2 separate regions of the Homo sapiens genome follow, and region 2 is linked to region 1. A link is an interaction called in ENCODE POLR2A ChIA-PET data of the cell type or tissue named here. Cell type or tissue: MCF 10A. All regions are shown on one strand. Links, peaks and the distances in the headings refer to the core of each region. The heading gives the core; the rest is flanking DNA.

The links. Peaks named below come from ENCODE experiments on the same cell type or tissue, not always from the same donor. Only the 100,000 strongest peaks of a DNase experiment are listed, where the experiment ranks them.
Region 2: POLR2A ChIA-PET joins it to region 1 with 5 read pairs; 4 of 35 experiments call an interaction of 5 or more read pairs at or near these places.

Annotation. Positions count from the first base shown.
Region 1 is chr6:138,676,538-138,688,312 of GRCh38, reverse strand. It overlaps a transcript of NHSL1 not described here. Among named protein-coding and RNA genes, the nearest start is that of NHSL1-AS1, 9.2 kb to the left of the region's middle. In MCF 10A, for the core only: no CTCF peak of the experiment used is centred there; a DNase peak (open chromatin) is centred at 5,482.
Region 2 is chr6:138,087,930-138,092,929 of GRCh38, reverse strand. PERP (p53 apoptosis effector related to PMP22) reads left to right here. Exons shown (of 3, transcript NM_022121.5): 3 at 662-4,425. The coding sequence ends at 888. Among named protein-coding and RNA genes, the nearest start is that of PERP, 17 kb to the left of the region's middle. RefSeq lists an enhancer at 4,649-5,000. In MCF 10A, for the core only: no CTCF peak of the experiment used is centred there; a DNase peak (open chromatin) is centred at 4,419.

The DNA of each region.
Region 1 (11,775 bases), core at 3,409-8,408:
ATAGTTTTGTTGAAATAAAATTTACACACCATACAATTCACCCACTTAAAGCATACTGTTTGGCCGGGTGGAGTGGCTCACACCTGTAATTACAGTACTTTGGGAGGCCAAGGTGGGCCGATCACTTGAGGCCAGGAGTTCGAGACCAGCCTGGCCAACATGGCGAAACTCTGTCTCTACTAAAAATACAAAAATTAGCTGGGCATAGGGGCACATGCCTGTAATCTCAGCTACTTGGGAGGCTGAGGCATGAGAATGACTTGAACCCAGGAGGTGGATATTGTAGTGACCCGAGATGGCGCCACTGCACCCCAGCCTGGGAGATAGAGCAAGACTCTGTGTCCCCAAAAAAAAAAAGTGTACAATTTAGGGGTTTTTAGTGTATTCACAGAGTTGTGCAACCATTACCACAATTTTAGAACATTTTTATCACCCCAAAAGAAACCCCATACTCATAACTAGTTATTCCCCATTTCCTGTCAACCCTCCCATTCCTAGGCAACCACTGATCTACTTTCTGCCTCTATAGATTTGACTTTTCTGGACATTTCATACAGATGGAATCATGTGCCTGGCTTTTTTTACTTAGCACAGTGAACTTTTCGAAGTTCATAATTTGTTTCTTTTTATAATTAAGACTTTTATGATTGAAAAAGTATCATTCATATTTATTACTTGATGAAAAACCTTGTGAGATAGGAGGGAAGGCCAGGTTATATTATACACACTTATTACTTTTTAATTGATACATAATAATTGTACATATTTAACATTGTACATTTGCAAATACAGTCTTTGCATAAACAGGACTGAGAATTTGGCAGACACAGTAGGCTCATAGTTCTGAGGAGTATTTTAGGTGTTGAGATGCATTCTCATACCTCACAACAGACTGTCCCCTCACCTAACCAGAGGGTTGGCTGGTCCTGATGTCAGAATATCTTTGCTTCTTCCTCAGAACGCAAGGCACTTGTCAGAGTTCTAAAGACAGAGTGTTCACTGCACTTCGTCTTCTTCTTCTTTTTTTTTTTTTAATTTAAAAAGAGATGAGGTTTCCATACGTTGTGCAGGCTGGTCTGGAACTCCTGGGCTCAAGCGATCCTCCCTCCTTGGCCTCCCAAAAGAGCTGGGATTACTGGTGTGAGCCACCGTGTCTGACTGACTGCATAAGAATAGGTTGTATGGCTGTTTTTGTGTCTGACTACTCATAAATGTTTGGCGAAATTGGCATAAGATTTGCTTTCATTGACACATACCACATGCTAGAGAGGATGTTGGTGGCTGTGTGGCCCGCACCCCCCTCTAATCCCAGTCCCTCAATTTATTAAGAGAAACTGACAGTAGCTGAGTGGTCAGATTGCACCATCAGGTTAAGGAGGCGAGGTGATTCCTATACTTGACTAACTTTAAGAACTGCTTGGAACTTTCGTTAAAATTAGAGATTCCCAGACCCTTCCAAAGCCCTGTTGAGCCAGAGTCTCCAGTATGTTTAACAATGCCATGCTGTCCTTTGGCCAGGCAAATTGAGAAGCACTGCAATCGTCTAGAAAGCTCATTGGATTAGGAATTGGGAGACCTGAGCTTGGCTTCACCTCTGCCATTTTCTAACACAGATTTTGAGCAATTTATTCAACACCTCAAGGCCTTAGTTTTCATATCTGTAAACAGAGACCTTGACAAAAATAATCTCTACTGGCCTTTCCAATTTTGGCGTTTTGTGATTCTACTGAGGGATTTAAAAAGTTTTAATTTATTTTGACAAAATAAATAGGAAAATTAAAGTTGCATGTATTTATGGGAAACAACTATTTTATTTTATTATTATTTTTTTAGACAGGATCTGGCTGTTGCCCAGGCTGGAGTTCAATGGCTCAAATGATCCTCCCACCTCAGCCTCGCTAGTAGCCTGGACTATAGGCACATGCCACCATGCCAGGCTAATTTTTACATTTTTAATAGAGACAGGGTTTTACTGTGTTGCCCAGGCTGGTTTCAAACTCCTGGGCTCAAGCATCTGCCCGTTTTGGCCTCCCAAAATGCTAGGATTCCAGGTGTGAGCCACTGTGCCCCACCAACATGATGTTTATATATTGTGGCATGGGTTAATCAAGCTAATTAACATATAGGCATTATCTCACATACTCTTTTTTTTTTGGTAAGAACACTTACAAGTATGCAATACATGTTATTAGCTATGGTCACCATGTTGATTATAGATCTCTTGAACTTATTCCTCTTAACAGAAATTTTGTATCTTTTGACCAATATCTCTCCAATACCTTCTTCCTACAGCCCTTGGTAACCATCATTGTACTCTCTGCTTCTATGAGTTTCATTTTGACTATTTGATAATACTATATGAAGTGGATACCCTTATTTCTGTGTGACAGATGATATAGCTAAGGCACAAATAATTTGTTTGCCCATGTTGATAGCTGGTAAGCAATGGAGCTGGGCTTTGAATCCAGACAGGGTTCAAGTTCAGATGAATTTGTAAGTACAACTTTGATAAATAATCTCTTTGATTCTTTTGATGAGGGATTAAAAAAAAAACTTTGTGTCTGAAATAAACTCTTCATGACTCTATGGACTCTTTACATTAAAAAATTATTTATTTATTTATTTTCAGAAATTGATGTCTCACTGTGTTGCTTAGGCTCATCTCAAACTCTGGCCTCAAGCAATCCTCCCACCTTGGCCTCTCAAAGTACTGGGATTATAGGGGTAAGCCAGCACACCCAGCCTGTATGGGCTCTTTTAGCTAATATTTTATTCACATAGAGTGCGTGGATCGTCACATGTTGAGGGATTAGTCACTTGCCAAGCAGATCAGGCAGGTACTTGTTTCTAATTTGTGTATATTCTGCCCACAATACATTCATAGCTTCCTCCTCAGCTTTAAAAAGTGCAATGTCATTATGGAAAGAGAATTATGTTTAAATGCATTTGCCAAATATTCAGATTTCTAGGAGAGTTATTTTTTGAATTATGAGAGTATATCCTTTAAATCAAAACATCAGTCTCCTCATTGACTCTTGGGTATTGGGAAAATGATAACCTGCTTAAAAAGCTACCTACATTTAGGTTGAAATTATTTATCTAGCCGTAATCTAGTTTTCTGCTATATTAAAGAAAACCCTAATATTAACATTTTAGCTGTATATATTTTAAAATCGAGAATAGCAAATGAAAAAATTTAACAAAAGAGAAACATTTGAGTTTCTTAATATTTTGGGGAGAAAATTCAGAAACAAAACTAATGCAATATTTGCCTCTGGCAGTCATTTTATTATGTTTAAAAAACCAAGTTTTTCCAGCAGTGAAGGTGTAAAAAGAAAAAAAAAATCGTTATAAGTATAAAATAAAATGACTTGCACCTAACTAGGCCCCTAGTAACTTACTTAATTCTGTTTCTCCTCAAATTGGTTTCTATCCTGGAATGAATGACTTCTGCAGGAACTGAAGTTCAGATGCAGCAGGAGGGTACTGACCGCCATCTTGTTCCACATGCCGGTTTCATTTGTGGTCTGCACTTGTCACAGTGTGCACTTCAGCTGCACTTTGGGCAAAGGTAGAAGAGCTGGAGCTTCTGTGTTTGACTGAGGAACTCTCTGAGAAAAGGAGCTTACAGGCCCCCCATGTTTGTTTGTTTGTTTGTTTGTTTTTCTGAGACGGAGTCTCACTCTGTTGCCCAGGCTAGAATGCAGTGGCGCGATCTTGGCTCACTGCAACCTCTGCCTCCCGGGTTCAAGTGATTCTTCTGCCTCAGCCTTCTGAGTAGCTGGGATTACAGGCGCACGCCACCACGCCCAGCTAATTTTGTATTTTTAGTAGAGATGGGGTTTTGCCATGTTGGCCAGGCTGGTCTTGAACTCCTGACCTTGTGATCCGCCCGCCTTGGCCTCCCAAAGTGCTGGGATTACAGGCTTGAGTCACCGCGCCCACAGGCCTCCCCCTTTTTTTGGACAAATGATGTGTCTATGAAAGCCTTTGGCATTATTCAAACAAAATATGTCATTACTGTTACCAATATCAAGGCAGTAGCATAATTCTGCTTTCTGATGTCAGACTGTCTTTGCAGGGATTTTTTTTTTTTTTTTTGAGAGGGAGTCTTGCTCTGTCTCCCAGGCTGGAGTGCAGTGGTGAGATCTCGGCTCACTGCAACCTCTGCCTCCTGGGTTCAAGTAATTATCCTGCCTCAGCCTCCCGAGTAGCTGGGACTACAGGTGGGCACCACCATGCCCAGCTGATTTTTTGTATTTTTAGTAGAGATGGGGTTTCACCATGTTGGCCAGGCTGGTCTCAAACTGCTGGCCTCAAGTGATCTGCTCGCCTTGGCCTCCCAAAATGCTAGGATTACAGGCATGAGCCACTGTGCCCAGTGCTTTGCAGGGGTTTTGTATTGCCTGATGATGCTGTCGACGAATGCTGGACATTGGCCATACGCCAAACACCTTAATATGTACAATGGCTCTGTGAGATGGATATTATTATTATTTCTGTGTGACAGTGATACAGTGAAGGCACAAATAACTTGTTTGCCCACATTCACAGCTGGTAAGCAATGGAGCTAGGCTTTGAACCAGGCCAGGGCTGTCTCCAGGATTAGTCCGCCCAAACATCGCGTGGCAGTGTCTCTCAGTTACCTGATCTAACTTCAAATTATGACCTTCCCATACTCAGATGAGGCCAGGAAGATACAGTGAAAACCTGTCAAATATCTGAGGAAAAAACAAGAAGGCTTTTGGGCTTTTCCCTTTTCCTTCTCTTTGTTTAGAAACCTCTCAAACTACTAGCAGATGGCCAAGAAATTTGAGACACGCATCAAAAGTACTTACTTAGCACAGCGCCTGGCACATAGCTAACATTTATTTAACAGTTGCTGCTGTTGTTTTGGTGACATTGAAGGCTGAGTTAGCATGTGTGTGCGTCTGTGTCCCTGTATCGCCACAGATGGCCCAGTCTGCAGGAGGCCGTGCCACTGAAGCCTGGAAGATGAAAGCTGACCACGGCTACATGAGAGCTGGTGTCAGAGATAAACACAAAAATACCTCTGGTTGGAAAACCAGAGAGTTCTGCACAGGCATGTGAAAGTATATGTGGCTCCCGAGAGCAGTGTGTGGAGGGCTGTTGCTTTCTGTCTGCTTCACTGGGGCCGGGGAAGCCAGGCCTGTTTCCGGGGCCTTTTTATGGACATGGACATGGGCTTGCTTTCACAGAGCCCTCTCGCCCCCATTTCCTCCTGCCGTGGGAACTGGAGGGCCGCTCAGCTCCCACCTCGCTTCCTAGCTATGGGAGAGCTGTCGCTTGTGCCTCACTTGGCCTGGGGTTGGCTATCCAAGCCCCCAATGTCACGTTTTCACCCGGAACTTGACGGGCTCAGCCTGCACCTCGGCTTTCCTCGGGCATCTTGGAACGTGCAGCAGCTGTTCATCTCCGGGTTACCCACACTTTCTGAATCATCGGAGTCACTGGGAGCTTGGTGAAAAACACCCCCAGGTGGCCCCGCCCCTGGAGATTCTGAGTCAGCGCAGCCGGGTGAGGCCAGGAACAGACCTCCCTAGCAAGGACCCCCAGGTGATTCCAATGAGGCGAATTTGGGAAACACCCATCTAGGCCGTGTGTGAGGCATCTTGTTTATTCAGGGCGGCAGGACATTCATCCATTCATCCATTCCTGAACTGTATTTTGAGTTATTCTGTTAGTGCTAAGTGGTGAGGATTACACAGGGTCCTTCCTTGAAGTACTTGACAGTTTCATGTGGATGGTTAGATATATAACTAAATAATAAGGAATAGAATGACCATTTATAACATTGTTTCTGGAAGAAAATCTGTTCTGAATTCCAAATCGCCAATTTAAATTGCATTTTGAGACTACATCAAACTTAGAAAAGCTGAATGTAAGTTTCTGGGATGATGGCACTCCTACACATATAAAATAATGATTTCAAATGTTTACAGCATATTTTATCTAAAAATTAAACTCTGAGAAACAAATATAAACCCTTCTGGAATAATTTTATTTTTCCTTTGGGATGGTGGAAATTTTCTTCTGTTTTATTTTCACTTACCCTTTTGATTGGTTTCATAAGACATTTCCACCCATGTAGAAAAGCAGTTACCAGCCTGGCCAACATGGTGAAACCCCATATCTACTAAAAATACAAAAATTAACTAGGCTTGGTAGCAGGTGCCTGTAATCTCGGGAGGTTGAGGCAGGAGTATTGCTTGAACCTGGGAGGTGGAGGTTGCAGTGAGCCAAGATCACGCCACTGCACTCTAGCCTGGGCGACAAGATCAAAACTCCGTCTCAGAAAAAAAAAAAAAGAAAAGCGGTATCTTACTTTGGAAGGATAGACAATGGTTTTAGATTATTCCTGTAGGGAAATCCTTTGTTATACTTTACTTCCCCTGCACTCCCTGTTATGATTAAAAATTGTTAAAGGTGTTATCAGTAATATGCAGAGGGCTGTGTAGTAACTAGCTAATTTAAATTACAATAACACATGGTGAAATATGAGGGCTTTCTGCATGACAGCATTACACATCTGATAAAATGTTCTGAGGACTCAGAGACCACGATGTGTAAAAAAAAAGGAAATAGAATTAAGTGAGGGTATGTTATGCATAATCCAATTATACCTGATTATGTTGGCATCTGAGAACTGCTGTTGAGGTGCACTGTGGTTTCTCAGCTGATGGTCTTGCTGCTGGGACCACCATCCAGGCAAGGGCACTAGCCTGCTTCTCCCAGGATATTCCAGGTGTGCTCATTAGCTAGTTGGTGGGCCCTCAGCTCCAGGCAGCCTGACTCCATAGCCTGTGCTCCTTACCTTTATATTACATGAGGACCAAGGTCAGTGGAAAAATCATGATGCAGCCCAAGTAACCTCAGCATAAATTTTCATGTAATTTATTGAATAGACAGTAATTCACATTGTTAAAAAATATGCATACACAAAGGCCATGCAGTGAAAAGTCTCACTCCTTCTGTCCAGCATCAACTCCCCACTCCAGATAACCACGTTTACTAGTTTCTTCACATGCTTCCAGAGGTTTCTGTATACAAATATGAAAATATTAATTTATGTTATTTTCCCCTCTTTTTTATACACACAATTTCTGGGTTATCCTGTTGCTCTTCTTCATTCATATATATAATCCAAAGTATTATTTTCCTCATTGTTCTGTATGTCTTTTAGCTGGTTTCTTTTTTGTGAGATCTCAGTTACATTTCGTTGTTGTTAGGGAAGTCTTTTGATTTGGGAAAAAAGATTAATTAACATTGGAATAAATTGTTAACTCTTAATTTTTTTATTGCTTGATTTTTAGGAATAGTTTATGAGCTTCCCAAGAGATGATTAAGCCTTTCCTATATTAAGAAAGGTAAAGGGGGCTGGGCACGGTGGCTCATGCCTGCCATCCCAACACTTTGGGAGGCTGAGGCAGGCAGATCACTGTGACTCAAGAGTTCAAGACCAGCCTGGGCAACATGGTGAAAGCCCGTCTCTACATTAAATACAAAAATTAACCAGGCGTGGTGGCTCGCGCCTGTGGTCCCAGCTGATTGGGAGGCTGAGGCTGGAGGGTCGCTTGAACCTGGGAAGCAGAGGTTGCAGTGAGCTAAGATCACACCACTGCACTCCAGCCTGGGTGACAGAGTGAGAACCTGCTTTAAAAAAAATAAAATAAAAGAGGAAAAGGGAGGAGAGGCTTCTGTTAAATGTCTGCAACAACATAGTTGGGTTTATTTAAAAGTAGGCATTTTCTGCCTTTTAATCTAGATATCCACATGCTAAATGTGAATTGCTTTCTGACTTAGGAGTATGTTTGTATCTAGAACTGTGTTTGAATTTTAGTGTGGAATGTTTTACTCTGAGATGGTGACTTCATTTGCTAAGTAAATGCAATTGGTCATGAGTCCTGTTTGGTGTATTTGATTTCACTGGGTTGGTTTTAACAACCTGACTGCGGTGTACTAGGTGGTGCTGCGACAGTGCAGAGTGACACTGACAGACATTTGAATAGAGCAGCCGTGGTCAGTGGAGTTATTTTTCTCTAGTGGTTAGCCAGTTTAAGACCAAAGATTTGTGCTGAATTACTACAGAAATGACTAAAAAGAGCATTATTCATAAGTATAGACTCAGACACATAATCATTGAATTACGTAACCCACTATGTAAGTTTTGTGTAAATAAAAATACATCAACAAGTTTTCAGTCTTACAAAGTATGCCGTAAAATGTTTCTGATGATAAAATTGAGGTATATTCATCCTAAATTCCAAACTTGTAAAGTGCAGAAAATATAATGAAGAAAAAAATCATAACCTAGAGAGTATTGCTTCATTTTCTCTCTTTTTTTGGCCAATATATTTATATGTTTGGATCTATCTATATTTAATTATAGTAATCAATAGCATTTTAAACTGAAGTGGGTGCATCTTTCTCTGTTCATGAGAACAGAGAAATTTGTGTCCTGAATTTTGAAAGTGTAGCTTATATCATGAGCTATTCCCCCATGTTGTAGATATCTAGAGGCTGTTTTAAAAACGAGAGGCATTGGGGTGCATCTCTCTGACAATCTGTTTTGGATCCCAAGTAAAGCCCTTTTGATGTCCTCAGGGGTCTGCGTGTTCACACAAGAGTTATCAAGTGGACAGAAGTTTGTTATTCTTCTGGGCTTCCTAGGGCCTCTTCTTCAAGGATTTAATTATTTGTGAACCTTTCAATTGTACTCATGATGTGTTATTTAGGAGTAGATGTGTTTTTCTATCAATTACTGTAGTATTAATATATTGCTAACTCTTAGAAGTGGCCACCATTATCTTCTAAACAAAAAACATATTTTATGTCTAAGATTATTTGCCTATGAGGACAGTTCTGTGTATCATCATAGCTAACAGATTGAGTCAAAAAAGTTAGTTGTCTCCTCACTTCCTTATGGTTCTTTACTTGAGCAGCATGCCTATTGGTCTAATCAATTATCATGTTGCTTTTTTTTCTTTGAAGTGATGTTTCTCTTTTCCTCTTAAAAAGCATGTGGAGTTTTCCCTTTCCCCTTCACCAAAATGGCAGTCTGACATCTGTCTCAACTTTTCTCACCTTGGTGGTTGCCTGCTTTTGGCAACATATGGGGTCTGTTTAGATTTAGTTCGACAAGATTTTAAAACAAAGGTCTGTTGCATCTCTTCCTGCAAATTTGGTTCTTGTCTTGTGGAAAGATGAGGATTAAGCTTAGATCTGCTGCTCCTCTTATTCTAAATGTTGGACGGTTTAATTGAAAAACTTAGCTTATAAAAGAATTGGGGGACTCTGGGCTAATTCACTCATGATAGAGGTGGGAGGCGATGAAGGTGTGAAATGAAGTGGGAAAAATGTCTTTGAGTGCCGTTAGTACTTTTCACATAATCTAAACACATTGTTTTGCAAATTTGCAAGTTTTGATTAATATCATTAATAATTTATAGTAACACTTACAGGATAACATTTGTAGCTAACACTTATAGGATACTTACTATGTGCCCATTTTATTTAATCCTCATAAAAATTGTAAGAGAGGAACATTACCAACCCTCCATTTTACTGATGAGGAAACAGTGGCAAGGATAGGCAAAGTAATTTGCCTCAGGTCACACAGCTGGTCAGTGATAGAGATGAAATGATGAAGTATGGTATAGGTGAGTTCATACTGCCTCTGTAATGTGTTTAAATACTTCATCTGCATAATTTTATGTTTTAATTTTTGTGAACTTTTAAATTCATTTTAATTTTGAAAAATTTCTGAGTTTGGCTAGGGGTTTACAGGTATTTTCTGTCTTAGCCTGATTATTTTAAATCATGGTGCTACTAGTCCAATGGCATGACTCAGGGAGGTGAATTAATGTCCCATGTGACAATGCTATTATGAATCTATAGAGAATTCAGAAAGTTTCTCTGGTTCTTTGAGCTGCACTGATGAAAGGTCATCTAGTCTCTAAATACAAAGTCTTTTTGTTAGTGTTGCCTATCATTCTGGCCTCTTTTGCCAGACATTCATGATCAGTGTCAGAAGATAAGTGATATAGGAACAAATGAAATTTCTGGCTTATTTTTATTTATTATATGTTAGGAGAAAAAAATCTTCTTTTTTCCCCTTTCCCTAAACTTGCAATATTTAAATAGTATGACACCATAAAATGCCACCTCAAGCCTGCATTTCAAGGGAATTGCTGAATTTTCCTGCTAATAAGTGGAGGATGAGAGCAGCAATGAGAACTAGCTGGTTGTTACTCTGCTCTGCAATACTCTGCTCTCTCTTTACTGACAGAAAGTACCTTTAATTCTGTGGTGCTTGTTGGTGGCACCAGCCTAGAGAATGGTGACCCATACCCCTTAACTTACATCAGTGGTTCTCAAAATGTGGCCTCAGAAGCAGCGTCATAAGCATCTCCTGGGAACTTGCTAGAAATGCAAAATCTTGGCCCTACCACAGACCTACTAAATCAGAATCACTGGGGGTGGGCCCAGCAGACGTGACCTAAAGAGTCCTCCAGGTGATTCTAACACACGCAGCAGTTTGAGAAGCAGCAGTTTGAGAATACCATTTGCAGTATCCACTGGCCCAGGGCCAGAGGACTGAATCTGCGTAGACACCTTAGCATGTGGGCTCTGCTTGGGGCAGTGATTGGAGCTGCCAACACTAAATTTCCAGAGGGTTCTTTAAAAAGCTTTTGCCTCTGGTCAGGACAGTACTTTAAAGGCTTAAGAACTAACGCTTCATTATCGTGCAACAGTGAGTCTTGTTTTAAGCACCCGTTTGTTCTTTTGAGGTACACTTGGTAGCAGGCCTTCACTATTTCAAGATTAGTAACATGGCCACTGGCTTGTTCATGGGCCTTTGGGCTTAGGGCAACCTCTCTTGATTTCCCTTTTCCTAGAACTTTAAACAGCATCCAGAGAGCTGAGAGGTGACTCGACACAATCACAGGGTAGGGACATACTTTTTAAACAAAATTGGAGGAGAGAGGATTATGCTCTCTAAATACTCATTGCATAAAACCCTCATTTTGATATCTTAGAATGCCTCCTAAAAAATGTAACTAGGAAAACTTGAGGCAGACATAGGAAATTTTGCTTGTGGATGGGACATAAAAACATTTGAATAAACATGAGAAAAATTTACAAGCACAAAACTTACTGAGTAGTTGATGTTCTTTTGCTTTTAGTGGAATCCTGCTTTGCTTTACCTAATTCAGCTTTATAATTTATTACTTACTTCTGTAACCTGTCCATCAGTTAGCTGTTAGTACAGTATAATCCACTGTAATTTGGAGAGGTCAAACATGATTGAAACAGTTTGATAAAAGGCAGCAGATGGCCTGGGGCAGTGGCTCACGCCTGTAATCCCAGCACTTTGTGGGGGCTGAGGCGGGTGGATCACCTGAAGTCAGGAGTTTGAGGCCAGCCTGTCCAACATAGTGAAACCTCGTCTCTACTAAAAATACAAAAATTAGCCAGGTGTAGTGGCATGTTCCTGGAGTCCCAGCTACTCAGGAGGCTGAGGCAGGAGAATCACTTGAACCCGGGAGGTGGAGGTTGTAGTGAGCTGAGATTGTGCTGCTGCACTCTAGCCTGGGTGACAGAGCTAGACTCAGTCTCAAAAAACAAACAAACAAACAAACAAAAAGTGGAGGCATTAGAACATGGCATGTAAGAGATAAAATTTACTAGCGGTGTGAACTTGAATATATTACCCTTTCTGCTTAAGTTCTTTCCTCTGTAAAATGGGCATTG
Region 2 (5,000 bases), core at 1-5,000, 590 kb after region 1:
TTTTTCTGTCCCCACCACACTTCCCCATGCCCTTCCCCCTGCCCTCCCTCCACGTCTGTTTCCTCTTCAGATTTCCGCGTCCTCTGCAGGCTTCTCTGCGGATTCTCCCCTTGATCATTCTCAATATTAGTTCATTGTTTCATTTAGTCATTTACTTATTGAATGAATATTCCAGTGATGTGTTATTGAATATCAATATTGAGTCATGTGTGCATGCCTGTGTGTATATATACATATATATATGTAATTTTTGCTAACACTGAACATATTGAATATGTGTTTGGTATAGGAAACACAAAGATGAAAAAAATAGGTTGTTCTTTACTGTCCTGCTTTCTATTGTATGCCACAGTTTTGCACTTTTTTGCTTTAGTATATATAATGCTTATGTAATATAGAATGGATCTCCAATGATTTTTTTGTGTGTTTTTCACATATTTGGCATATGTGTGTGATGCTGCTCAGTGCCAGGCATCTCTTACACACAGTAGTCAAGAATCTTTTTTGGCCTCTGCCTAACCAGATTCCTCCTGCCTCCAGGTAGATTTTATACTTATTTCAAGGCAGAAACTTGGTGGAAGGAGGTAATCTGTCGCTAATGTGTATTTATTCCTTCATGCATGTATGCATTCATACCCTGGGATTTTTTTCTTCCCTTTAGCTGTGTTCCAGATCATCTCCCTGGTAATTTACCCCGTGAAGTACACCCAGACCTTCACCCTTCATGCCAACCCTGCTGTCACTTACATCTATAACTGGGCCTACGGCTTTGGGTGGGCAGCCACGATTATCCTGATTGGCTGTGCCTTCTTCTTCTGCTGCCTCCCCAACTACGAAGATGACCTTCTGGGCAATGCCAAGCCCAGGTACTTCTACACATCTGCCTAACTTGGGAATGAATGTGGGAGAAAATCGCTGCTGCTGAGATGGACTCCAGAAGAAGAAACTGTTTCTCCAGGCGACTTTGAACCCATTTTTTGGCAGTGTTCATATTATTAAACTAGTCAAAAATGCTAAAATAATTTGGGAGAAAATATTTTTTAAGTAGTGTTATAGTTTCATGTTTATCTTTTATTATGTTTTGTGAAGTTGTGTCTTTTCACTAATTACCTATACTATGCCAATATTTCCTTATATCTATCCATAACATTTATACTACATTTGTAAGAGAATATGCACGTGAAACTTAACACTTTATAAGGTAAAAATGAGGTTTCCAAGATTTAATAATCTGATCAAGTTCTTGTTATTTCCAAATAGAATGGACTCGGTCTGTTAAGGGCTAAGGAGAAGAGGAAGATAAGGTTAAAAGTTGTTAATGACCAAACATTCTAAAAGAAATGCAAAAAAAAAGTTTATTTTCAAGCCTTCGAACTATTTAAGGAAAGCAAAATCATTTCCTAAATGCATATCATTTGTGAGAATTTCTCATTAATATCCTGAATCATTCATTTTAGCTAAGGCTTCATGTTGACTCGATATGTCATCTAGGAAAGTACTATTTCATGGTCCAAACCTGTTGCCATAGTTGGTAAGGCTTTCCTTTAAGTGTGAAATATTTAGATGAAATTTTCTCTTTTAAAGTTCTTTATAGGGTTAGGGTGTGGGAAAATGCTATATTAATAAATCTGTAGTGTTTTGTGTTTATATGTTCAGAACCAGAGTAGACTGGATTGAAAGATGGACTGGGTCTAATTTATCATGACTGATAGATCTGGTTAAGTTGTGTAGTAAAGCATTAGGAGGGTCATTCTTGTCACAAAAGTGCCACTAAAACAGCCTCAGGAGAATAAATGACTTGCTTTTCTAAATCTCAGGTTTATCTGGGCTCTATCATATAGACAGGCTTCTGATAGTTTGCAACTGTAAGCAGAAACCTACATATAGTTAAAATCCTGGTCTTTCTTGGTAAACAGATTTTAAATGTCTGATATAAAACATGCCACAGGAGAATTCGGGGATTTGAGTTTCTCTGAATAGCATATATATGATGCATCGGATAGGTCATTATGATTTTTTACCATTTCGACTTACATAATGAAAACCAATTCATTTTAAATATCAGATTATTATTTTGTAAGTTGTGGAAAAAGCTAATTGTAGTTTTCATTATGAAGTTTTCCCAATAAACCAGGTATTCTAAACTTGTTTCCAGTTTGTAGTTTTTCCATTTTTCAAATCTGGGGAAAGGAATTAAAAAAAAAATGGGTAATAAGAACATGGGATATAATGAAAAGTGGTTTTTGTTTGTTTTTTTGTTTGAAGTTTTAAGGGCCTTGCTCATTTTAGGTGTCCAAAACCAATTTTTGAGTGGAGATTAATGAATTCTAATAGTCTATTCCCTGAACTTTTCCTCAATGAACAATACCCTAGACACACATTAAACAATTTCTCTGCAGTGCTATCAACCAGAGGAAAATGGACTAAGAGATTTCTGGCAGGTTCAGACACCCGGGGGACATGTGTGCAGTGTAGCTGAAGCCTCCTCCTTGTGCTGGGGTCCCCTTCCATTCAGGTGGTGGGGTAGCAGTCTCTCTATTTTCCCCTTGCCCTCCTTCCCATTTTATCATTTGTTATTTTTTTTCCCACCATAAGTCATATGTTACTTCCACTATGGTGTATGTCATTGTGAGGATGGGTGCAGAGAGGCTGGGTGGGAGAACGGAAATATATCTCCCTAGGGCTACTGTTGGCCAGCTAGTCCTTGGCAGTGAATTTTTCTATGCTTTTCAAAATGCGAGGTGAATGTTTCTCATAGAGAAATGTAATCTGGGTGATTATACCAAAATTGAAAAGAAAAACCCACACAACTATGCCGTGGCTGGTGGAGAATTTGAAGTGGTCATTAAAAATGTTAAAAATCCCATCTTTTAAAGTGATACCACAGCTCATTCAAGAAGATACTGGATATCTAGAGATTAAGAAACGTGGTCTCCTGTTAAACATGAAAATGACTCCGTTTATAAGCTTCTCTACCACATGCACTTGTCTTTGCATGATTTCCCATCCAGCCTTCTTCCCCTCCTCAATCACACAATACCTTAACGGCGCACATTTAGGAAAAATGCAACCTCCTGGGACCAACGAGCCTGATATAATAGAACCATGTCAACCTAAAGTATTTATGACAAAGATAAACTCTTATTTTGCAGAAATGGTCTGCTTCCTTCAGCCTTGTTCTAGTATAGAGATCTGCCATTCCTTGTTGATCCAGATTCACCAAGACAGATACCTTTATGTCATAACAGAAGGGAAGTTCCAGAGGATTCTGGAGAGTAATGAAGAATTGGGCTGAGAAACCACCTGAAGGCTAACAGTGCATTGCATGAGATTTCCCACAGTAAAGCTGAGGTGCTTTTTGGTTCAGTAATTAAATATTGAGTTCCCACCCTTTAAATAAGCAGTTCTAGGTTCCTAAGCAATTATTTCACTCTGTAAGTAGCCAGACATGCTAAGTGGCACTTACTGCTGATTGTAACAAAGAAGTAATATATCAAGGTCTTTCCATGTTCACACAAGGTAGCTTGTGTGTAATAACTTAGCTTCAAAACCATAGACTGCAGAACTCACAAGTTCAACAGCCTTTCCTTTTTTAAGGAAATGAAAACAATGGAAAATATAGTCATCATAACTTAATTCGGTTTATTTTTTTTTTCTGTAAACTCCCCCTGAAAGACATTCCTATTAATACAGTAAATGTGAACACTGACTTGTTTTTATAAGCACATCTGAAAGGGCATATTTGAGTCTCATCCCAACTTTGGTCCTTGCTATCTGTGCAGGCTTGGGCAGGTCATCTCCCTGCTGGTCTCAATATCCTCACCTGTAAAATGATTGTAAATGATCCCCCTACCTTCAAGATTCTCTGATTGATAGAATTTTTTCTTTAATTAAAAAATTTTAAATATTCCTTGAGTTGGAAGCACTGATCAATAAGTGGATTGCTTAGGGAGGTTGGAACGAATAGATTCAGTCCCAACTTCCTCTTTTAAATTCCCTCTTCCTCACTCTTCCTGCAACACTTATTTTTACAGTTGAGTTTTAAAAATAAGTAATATATAAAATAATTTCTGTAGTGTGGTTTCAGATTTAAAAATTCCTGCAGACAGGCTGGGCTTGCAACCCCATCAGTCGATGGTCAGAGCCCTTTGCTTTTTGAGACCATTTTTAGGTGAGCTTGGCTTGCCTGGATACAGTGTGCAGTGCATTCTTCCTGAATTTTGCAATTCTGGTATCTGGGTGTATTTTCTAGGTGTGTCAGGGTGAGTGTAATCCACCTAGGGTGTGGAAAAAGCCAAGAAAGGGAAATTAAAAGAGGTTCCTATCCAGTCATGTTAATGATCTTCCACTTGTACTATCCTGTGCTTCGTTGTTAACCTCGAAAACATACTTTGTTGGCTGCAAAAATAAACAAAGGGAAACTCAGAAGTGTGTGAGCATGCGTGTGTGTATTTAGAGATAGTTCTCTGGTGAAGAAATGGAATCCTGCTGATTTAAATGGCACAAGATTGTCTTCGTGATAATGAGTCATCATATAATCATAATAGATGGTTGTGTAATGGGGTGACCCAGCCAGTTTTTCCAGTGCAAAGACTCAAGGTAATTAACCTGCTATTATCAACTGCTTTTGATTAAGTTACTTTCAAGAGGAAATACTTAGATTTGAAACATAAACTCTGAATTTCATCAATAAAAGTAAATTGCCAAGTGAGACTTTGAAAGCAAGTTCCATGTGGATACCCTCTGTTTCCCTATTCTATCCTTTCTATCGAGTTGAAATGCTTCAGTGAAAATTTGCATTTCCAAATGCCACCCCACCCAATTTCCAAAGTCAAGCAACACCTCAATGCTTAATCCTTTCCCAATGAAAAAACAACAATAACAACACTAAAGAAAAACTGATTTCAGCGCAGATGTAGAAGACTGTGAGAAATGGACACAAAGGACACTGGCATCTGCATGATCGATTTCATGTTGATAGAATTGTCATTGGAATAATA